Linked DNA regions of Homo sapiens: region 2 is linked to region 1. Evidence: read pairs that join two places in POLR2A ChIA-PET (ENCODE). Cell type or tissue: MCF 10A. All regions are shown on one strand. Links, peaks and the distances in the headings refer to the core of each region. The heading gives the core; the rest is flanking DNA.

Evidence for each region. Peaks named below come from ENCODE experiments on the same cell type or tissue, not always from the same donor. Only the 100,000 strongest peaks of a DNase experiment are listed, where the experiment ranks them.
Region 2: POLR2A ChIA-PET joins it to region 1 with 8 read pairs; 7 of 35 experiments call an interaction of 5 or more read pairs at or near these places.

The regions. Positions count from the first base shown.
Region 1 is chr1:153,706,534-153,711,851 of GRCh38, forward strand. It overlaps the pseudogene GEMIN2P1. Among named protein-coding and RNA genes, the nearest start is that of INTS3, 19 kb to the right of the region's middle. In MCF 10A, for the core only: no CTCF peak of the experiment used is centred there; a DNase peak (open chromatin) is centred at 2,218.
Region 2 is chr1:153,763,128-153,767,127 of GRCh38, forward strand. INTS3 (integrator complex subunit 3) reads left to right here. Exons shown (of 30, transcript NM_023015.5): 16 at 106-235; 17 at 705-759; 18 at 991-1,094; 19 at 1,563-1,607; 20 at 1,817-1,936. Among named protein-coding and RNA genes, the nearest start is that of SLC27A3, 10 kb to the right of the region's middle. In MCF 10A, for the core only: no CTCF peak of the experiment used is centred there; no DNase peak of the experiment used is centred there.

The DNA.
Region 1 (5,318 bases), core at 511-4,510:
GTACCCTGCTGCTTCAATTAAAAGTTGCAGTTTAACACCGCTGGCTCACTATTGAATTCTTTCCTGGGGGAGACCAAGAACCCTCCCAGGCTAAGTGGGGCCCACCTGCCCTGCATAGCACTGGCTTTTTTTTTTTTTTTTTTTTTTTTTTTTTGAGACAGGGTTTCCTTCTGTCACTCAGGTGGGAGTGCAGTGGCTGGAGTGCAGGGATGACTTCTTGGCTCACTGCAACCTCCACTTCCTGGGCTCAAGTGATCCTCCCACCTCAGCCTCCCAAGTAGTTGAAACTACAGGCCCACACCACCACACCTGGCTAATTTTTGTGTTTTTTGTAGAGATAGGGTTTTGCCATGTTGGCCAGGCTGGTCTCCAACTACTGGGCTCAAGCGATTTGCTCACCTTGACCATCCAAAGTCCTGGGATTACAGGCATGAGCCACTGAGCCAGGCCCAGCATTGTCTTTTCTAAGTAGGCAGAGGTCCGCTGTCTCTTCTAACAACAGTGCCCACCCCCTCCTACCCCTCCATTTGGAGTCTCAGCAGTACAACATCACTACAGATGCTCTTTGACTTATGGGGGATGGAGTTACATCCCAATATGTCCGTCCTAAATTGAAAGTATTATAAATTGAAAATATATTTAATACAACTAGCAAGTATCTATAATAATTAAAAATTAAATATTAGCCAGGCACAGTTGCTCACACCTGTAATCACAGCACTTTGGGAGGCTGAGGTGGGCAGATCACATGAGGTCGGGAATTCAAGACCAGCCTGACCAACATGGAGAAACCCCGTCTCTACTAAAAATACAAAATTAGCTAGGCGTGGTAGTGCATGCCTGTAATCCCAGCTACTCGGGAGGCTGAGGCAGGAGAATCACTTGAACCGGGGAGGCAGAGGTTGCGGTGAGCTGAGATCGTGCCATTGCACTCCAGCCTGGGCAACAAGAGTGAAACTCCATCTCAAAAAAAAAAAAAGAAAAAGAAAAATAGTAAGTCAAAGACCATCTGTAGTTTCTTGAGACACTTCTCCAAGATCTTGGCTAGGCATGTGGTTCAAACCTGTAATCCCAGCACTTTGGGAAGCCAAGGCAGGAGGATTCCTTGAAGCCAATAGTTCAAGATCAGCCTGGGAAATATAGAGACTCTATCAAAAAAAAAAAAAAAAAAAGAGACAGAAAGAGGAAGGAAGGGAGGAAGGAAGGAAAGAAGGGAGGAAGGGAGGAAGGAAAGGGGAGGAAGGGAGGGCGGGAGGGAGGGAGGCAAAAGAAAAGAGAAAGAAAGAAAAAGAAAAAGAAGAAAGAAAGAGAAAGAAAGAGAAAGGGAGGGAGGGAAAGAAAAGAAAAGGAAGGAAGGAAAGAAGGAAGGAAGGAAGAAAAAGAAAGAAGGAAAGAAAAAGAAAGAAAGAAAAGAAAGAAAGAGAAAGAAAGAAAGAAAGAAAGAAAGAAAGAAAGAAAGAAAGAAAGAAAGAAAGAAAGAAAGAAAGAAAGAGAGAGAGAAAGAAATCTCCGGGCTCTGACTCCAAACTCTGTCACTCTGGATGAGTGCCTGTGGGTTTGCCCTAGTCTTTCCCTGTCCCTTTGACAACCTGCCTCCTTATCTGGGGCAGAATCTTCCAGGTGCAGCCCGAGGAGTGCAGACAGAAGGCAATTGTCACCTCCATACCTATTATGGAACTTGTGGCCACACATACACTCCTCCCTCTACCCCCACAGAATTTCTCACATTGCTCCTGTTAATCCAAGTCTCTTCCACCTGGTTCTCTGTTAAATTTTAAAGTTAAAAAATAGCTATTTTGCTAAAGATTTCATACAGGATTTGGGGGAAAGGAGGGATATGTCACCTAGAGACCAGTTTTTGTTTTTGTTTTGTTTTATTTAAAAACTCCAGTGGACAGTTTTGCTGTCTCCTCAAAGTCCCTCTGCAGCTGGCCCAAGCCAGGGTGGATCCAGGTTTTGTGGGACTTGGAGTTTACACAGTTTGGTGGGTCCCCTTTAAAAAAAAGAATACAGGCCAGGTGCAGTGGCTCATGCCTGCAATCCCAGCACTTTGTGAGGCCGAGGCAGGCGGATCACGAGGTCAGGAGATTGAGACCATCCTGACCATCATGGTGAAACCCCGTCTCTACTAAAAATACATAAATTATCTGGGTGTGGTGATGTGTGCCTGTGACCCTAGCTACTCGGGAGGCTGAGACACGAGAATCGCTTGAACACAGGAGATCGCGTCACTGCATTCCAGCCTGGTGACAGAGCAAGAGTCTATCTCAAAAAAAAAAAAAATGGTTACGAAATAAATATTTAATTAGAAAGTGAAAAGAAATTACAAATTTCAAAAACCTGACAGAAATCCAAACATCTCACAATCTAGAAGGATATCTTTATTAGTAACTACCCATCTCACTTCTATAATATTAACTACTACTTTTCTCTTTTTTCCTTTTTAAAAAAATTTTTTAAAGTTTTTTTATTTTCTTTTTTTTTTTTTTTTTTTGAGACGGAGTCTCGCTCTGTCGCCCAGGCTGGAGTGCAGTGGCGTGATCTCAGCTCACTGCAAGCTCCGCCTCCCGGGTTCACGCCATTCTCCTGACTCCACCTCCCGAGTAGCTGGGACTACAGGCGCCTGCCACCACGCCCGGCTAATTTTTTTGTATTTTTAGTAGAGACGGGATTTCACCGTGTTAAGCAGGATGGTCTCGATCTCCTGACCTCGTGATCCGCCTGTCTCGGCCTCCCAAAATGCTGGATTACAGGCGTGAGCCACCGCGCCCGGCCTAAAGTTTTTTTATTTTCTGTCAGACACTCTACAGCTCAAACTCCTACTTTTCGCACTGCGTACTCTGATTGTTATTTCATATAACAATGATTTTGTAATACTTCTTTCTTTTTCAGACACGATCTTGCTGTGTCACCCAGGCTGGAGTCCAGTGGCATAATCATAGCTCGCTGCAGCCTCAATCACTCAGGCTCAAGCAATCTTCCCACCTCAGCCTCCTGAGTAGCTGGGACTGCAGGCACACACTCTGTCTAATTTTTAGAATTTTTTTTTTTTTTTTTTTTTTTTTTTTTTTGAGACGGAGTCTCACTCTGTCACCCGGGTTGGAGTGCGGTGGCGCGCTCTCGGTTCACTGCAACCTCTATCTCCCGGATTCAAGCGATTCTTCTGCCTCAGCCTCCAGAGTAGCTGGGATTACAGGCGCCCACCACCACGCCCAGCTAATTTTTTTGTATTTTTAGTAGAGATGGGGTTTTTTCATGTTGCCCAGGCTGGTCTCAAACTCCTGGGCTCAAGTGATCTGCCCGCCTCAGCCTCCCAAAGTTCTGGGATTACAGGCATAAGCCACTGTGCCCAGCCCATGATATCATTTTTTTATGGAGGAAAAAGAAAGATAGTTCAATCTTTTCTCTAGCAAAATCAAATGAAGTTTGTTTATTGATTGATTGATTGATTGATTGATTTTTATTTATTTATTTATTTTGAGACGGAGTCTTGCTCTATTGCCCAGGCTGGAGTGCAGTGACGCGATCTCGGCTCACTGCAAGCTCAGCCTCCCGGGTTCATGCCATTCTTCTGTCTCAGCCTCCCTAGTAGCAGGGACTACAGGCGCCCACCACCACACCCAGCTAATTTTTTTGTATTTTTAGTAGAGACAGGGTTTCACTGTGTTAGCCAGGATGGTCTCCATCTCCTGACCTCGTGATCCGCCTACGTTGGCCTCCCAAAGTGCTGGGATTACAGGTGTGAGCCACCGTGCCTGGCCCAAAAGAAGTTTATTTTTATTTATTTTATTTCTTTTTCTTTTGAGACAGGTCTCACTCTGTCACCCAGGCTGAAGTGCAGTGGCATGATTACAGCACACTACAGCCTTGAACTTCTGGGCTCAAGAGGTCCTCCTGCCTCAGACTCCCAAGTAGCTGGGACTACAGGCATGTACCACCACGCCTGGCTAATTTTTTAATTTTTTTGTAGAGGCACTGTCTCATTATTTTGCCCAGGCTGGTCTTGAACTCCTGGCCTCAATCAATCCTCCTGCCTTGGCTTCCCAAAGTGCTGGGATTACAGGCGTGAGCCACTGTGCCTAGCCCATTTATATATTTTTAATCTTTCACTATTATAAATGCTATGTCTAATCCCATACCTATACCTAATGTGTTATCTCATATCTATGTTTCATTCAATATATCTGTAAGATAAACTCCTAGAAATGGGATTAGTGAGTCAAAAGATATAATATGCATTTGCAACTTTTATATCTATTCCAAATTGACCCTATATAGGGTTTAACAACTTGCACACCCGCCAGCAATGCATGATAGTGACGAATTCCCCAAAACTTTGACAACAGTATCAAACTAAAGTGGCTTCGTTGGCTGGGGTAAATATCCGAGGTTCGTCGTCTGGTACCAAGAAAATTTAGGACACAAACACACAGGAGGAGTTTCGTGGTACCTCAGTTTAGCTTTATTTGGACTTGCAACCCGGGAGGCGGAGGTTGCAGAAAGAAAAAGGAGAACAGCTTTCTCTCTGGCAAGAAAGAGGGGCTTCCCAAAGGAAAAGACTGGCCGGCAGCAGAGTTCGCCGGATTTTATAGGCAGGCTTGAAAGGCGATGTCTGATTTACGTAGGTAAATCAAATTGGTTCAATCAGGTGTGACGTTTATATAGCTTGAGGGGAAGGCTGGCCACCCCACCCTAATCTTATTATGCAAATGAACTCTCCCCTTGCCAGGTGCCATATTATCTGCTCCTTACTGTACACTGTGGCTGACAAAGAGAAGGAAAGATGGAACTGCCATTTTGAACATGATTGGCACAACTGTTGGCATCTATGTCTGCAGCTCGATTTCACAGGCTGCTCTTTGTTAGAAAGGAAAATGATCTGGGGTTGCTTTTCATTAAAAGGAGAACCTCCTGGTGGCTCATGCCGGTAATCCCAGCACTTTGGGAGGCCGAGGCAGGTGCATCATGAGGTCAAGAGTTCGAGACCAGCCTGGCCAACATGGTGAAACCCCGTCTCTACTAAGAATACAAAAATTAGCTGGGTGTGATGGCACGTGCCTGTAACCCCAGCTACTCTGGAGGCTGAGGCAGGAGAATCACTTGAACCCAGGAGGCGGAGGTTGCAGTGAGCCGAGATCCTGCCACTGCACTCCAGCCTGGGTGACAGAGCAAGACTCCGTCTCGAAAATAAATAAATAAATAGGCCGGGTGCGGTGGCTCATGCCTGTAATCCCAGCACTTTGGGAGGCCAAGGCAGGTGGATCACTTGAGGTCAGGAGTTCAAGACCAGCCTGACCAAAATGGTGAAACCCCGTCTC
Region 2 (4,000 bases), core at 1-4,000, 56 kb after region 1:
GGTGCACACTTAGGGCATGTGAGGAAGGGGATAAGTCATTGAGGGGACTGTCTCTGTTGCTGGCATCTGGGCAAACTGACTTCTTTCCCAAATCACTCCCTTTAGGAAAGAAGAGGGAGTTTCGCTTCCACCCTATCAAGGAGACAGTTGTGGAGGAGCCAGTTGATATCACCCCTTACCTTGACCAGTTGGATGAGTCCCTGAGGGACAAAGTACTCCAGCTACAGAAGGGGAGGTGGGTACAGACCTTGTTCTCAACTTCAGGAGGTTCAGCCCCAGGCTCTCTACCTGGTGCTTAATGGGTATAGCAGGAGATGGGGGTTGGAGGCAAACATGATAGGAGTGTGTGGAGAGGTAGCTGAAGCTTCATGAGGGAGTTCTTCTGCACTTTACGTTAGGGAGTATGAGCTGGGAGTGGGGCAGCCTCATTCCGTAACACCTTGAGTTCCCACTCTGCAGATTCTTGGGAGAAGAACCTCTGAGAACCAAGGCAGGATTGGTGGGGATTTTCCTTTTCTTTGGGCCTCTGCCCAGAGAGCAGCCAATTCTGCCCTAAAGCCTCCCCATCCAAGCTGGGATTTTACACAGAGCTCCTTTGTTTTGTCTCTGTGCATGTGAGTGTGCTTGTGCACTGTTCTGGGTGTGTGTCCTGCCCTCTGCTATCATTTATGTCCCTGGGATTTCCTCTCATTTCTGTCCTGCAGTGATACGGAGGCCCAGTGTGAGGTCATGCAGGAAATTGTGGACCAGGTCCTGGAGGTGAGGAGGAACCCAATCCCTTAGGGAGGAAGCAGCCTAGCCTGCTTAGCTTACACGTCTCCCAGGGAAGACAACTCACTTTTTCCCTCCCCTAGATGAGTCCCTCTTATAGTGGGGAGGGGAGCTTGCTGATCCTGGAGGTGGAAGCAGATGAGTTCCAAGACTGGGATCGTGGGGGCAGGAGGGCTTGGGTGTAGGTAGTGACTCTCCCTCCCTTGTCTCATCACCCAGGAAGACTTTGACTCGGAGCAGCTGTCTGTCCTTGCTTCCTGCCTACAGGAGCTCTTCAAGGCCCACTTTCGAGGGGAGGTCCTGCCTGAGGAGATTACTGAGGAGTAAGGCTGATTTTCCCTCACTCCAGAGCCTCAGGAGCCAGAGGGTGCTCTTACAGCCTGAGTCCAAGAGACCCCTTACTGTAGACTTGAGAAAAATCTGTTCACTTGGTGTTTTTATTCTCACATGTACCAACTCATTTAAACAAGAGCTTATTTCTACCTGCTGAACACCGTGCGTACTGGGGAGGTTGACACCTCCTCATGCTTCCAGCCCTTGCTGCTGGGCCCAGTAACTCTAATCTGCTGAATTAGGTGTGATTGGACCTTGGCCTGGAGCCTGTCTCCAAAGGGCAAGAGCGTGGTCCCATGTTAGGAACCTGTTTTCTCTGTTACCAAGCCTGCGGAGCAGCAGGAAGTTTGCCTTTTGGGTAGGGAAGGAGCAGGCTGGTGTCTAGCCTCCAGCTGGTCCTCCGTATGTGCCAGCAGCCCCCCTCACATGGATTCTCAAATATAACCCTCTTCTTGTAGGTCCCTGGAGGAGTCTGTAGGAAAGCCTCTGTACCTAATATTTAGGTAAGCACGCAGCTATAGGAGATACTGTTCTACCCTCCATCCTCCCTGACAGCACACACATGTGCTCCTGTCCTGGGGTAATGGGACTCGCTTTCCAGGGAGGAGGACATATGCTGTGGGCACAGACAGCCCATGCCACCTGAGAAACTCCATGGGAGAGTCTGCCCTGGGTAAAGTTCTGTTCCTCTCCTCCCATGCCCCACCTCCAGGAACCTATGTCAGATGCAGGAAGACAACAGCAGCTTCTCTCTACTTCTAGACCTTCTCTCCGAGCTATATCAGAAGCAGCCCAAGATTGGCTACCACCTGCTCTACTACCTGAGGGCCAGGTGGGTATGGTCCCCATGTTTCAAATGGTGTCAGGACACATCCTGGAGAGCCTCTCTTCCACACGCTGACTCCCCAACCCTGGACTGTCATCACCAGGGCCTTCTTTGTGGGTCTGTTTGGTTGAGTTGGTTTGTTTTTAAGAGACAGCATCTCACTCTGTCACCTGATGACACTGCGGCTCAGTGCATGTCACTCACTGCAGCTTCAGACTCCTGGGCTCAAGCCATCCTCCCCCCTCAGCATCCTGAGTAGCTGGGACTACACAGGCATGCACTACCATGCCCAGATAATTTTTTAAAATTTTTTTGTAGAGACAGGGTCTTACTTTGTTGCCCAGGATGGTCTCAAACTCCTGGGCTCAAGTGATGGTCCTGCTTCAGCCTCCTGAGTAGCTAGGATTACATACAGGCATGCGCCATCACGCCCAGTTATTGGTTTTGGGTTTTTTTTTCCCCTACTCTGAGTAAGCCTTGTGTACTCCTAAGGCTTTTTTTTAATTTAAATTTTTATTTATTTATTTTTTGAGACAGGGTCTCACTCAGTCACCCAGGCTGGAGTGCAGTGGTACAATCTCAGCTCACTGCAACTTCCACCTCCCGGGTTCAAGCAATTCTCCCACCTCAGCCTCCCAAGTAGCTAGGACTACAGGCACCCACCACCACGCCCAGCTAAGTTTTGTATTTTTAGTAGAGACAGGGTTTCTCTGTGTTGGTCAGGCTGGTCTCGAACTCCCGACCTCAGGTGATCCACCCACCTTGGCCTCCCAAAGTGCTGGGATTACAGGTGTGAGCCACTGTGCCCGGCCTCAATAATTTTTTAGTATATTCACAAAGTTATACAACTATCACTACTATCTGATTTAGAAAGAACATTTTTATCACCCCAAAAAGAAATCTCATACTCATTAGCAATCACTTTGCCATTTTCTCCCCTTCACCCAGCTCTTGGCAACCACTGATCTGCTTTCTGCCTCTATAGATTATTTTGGACATTTTCAGATAAATGGAATCAAACTGTATGTGATCTTTTGTGACTTGCTTTTTTCTTTCTCTTTTTTTTTTTTTTTTTTTTTTTTGAGACAGAGTCTCGCTGTGTCGCCCAGGCTGGAGTACAGTGGTGCGATCTTGGCTCACTGCAACCTCCGCTTCCCAGGTTCAAGCGATTCTCCTGCCTCAGCCTCCCGAGTAGCTGGGATTACAGGCACAGATCTTCACGCCCAGCTAATTTTTGTTTTGTTTATTTGTTTGTTTTGAGATGGATTCTTGCTCTGTCACCCAGGCTGGAGTACAGTGGTATGATCGCAGCTCATTGCAACCTCCGCCTCCTGGGTTCAAGCAATTCTCCTGCCTTAGCCTCCCGAGTAGCTGGGACTACAGGTGCACGCCACCACATCCAGTTAATTTTTGTATTTTTTTGTAGAGATGGGGTTTCACTGTGTTGGCCAGGCTGGTCTCGAACTCCTGACCTCAGGTGATCTGCCCACCTCGGCCTCTCAAAGTACTAGGATTATAGACGTGAGCCACCGGGCCCAGCCATTTGTATATTTTCTTTGGAGAAATATCTATTCAAAAATGTTCCTATTTTTAATTGAGTTATTTGTCTTTTTATTATTGACTTTTAAGATTTTTTTTTTTTTTTTTTTTGAGGCAGAGTCTCGCTCTGCTGCCCAGACTGGAGTGCAGTGGCGCGAGCTCCACTCACTGCAACCTCCGCATGCTAGGTTCCAGCAATTCTCCTGCCTCAGCCTGCTGAGTAGCTGAAATTACAGGCGCACACCACCACGCCCGGCTAACTTTTTGTGTGTGTATTTTTAGTAGAGACAGGGTTTCACCATGTTGGCCAGGCTGGTTGGCCAGGCTGGTCTTGAACTTCTGACCTCAGGTGATCCGCCCTTCTCTGCCTCCCAAAGCGCTGGGATTACAGGCATGAGCCACCATACCCGGCCAACTTTCAAGAATGTTTTTAAGATTTTGTTGCATACCAAAAGTGTTCTTTATATATTCTGGATGCAAGTCTCAGACATAATGATTTGCAAATATTTTTTCTTCCATTCTGCGAGTTTT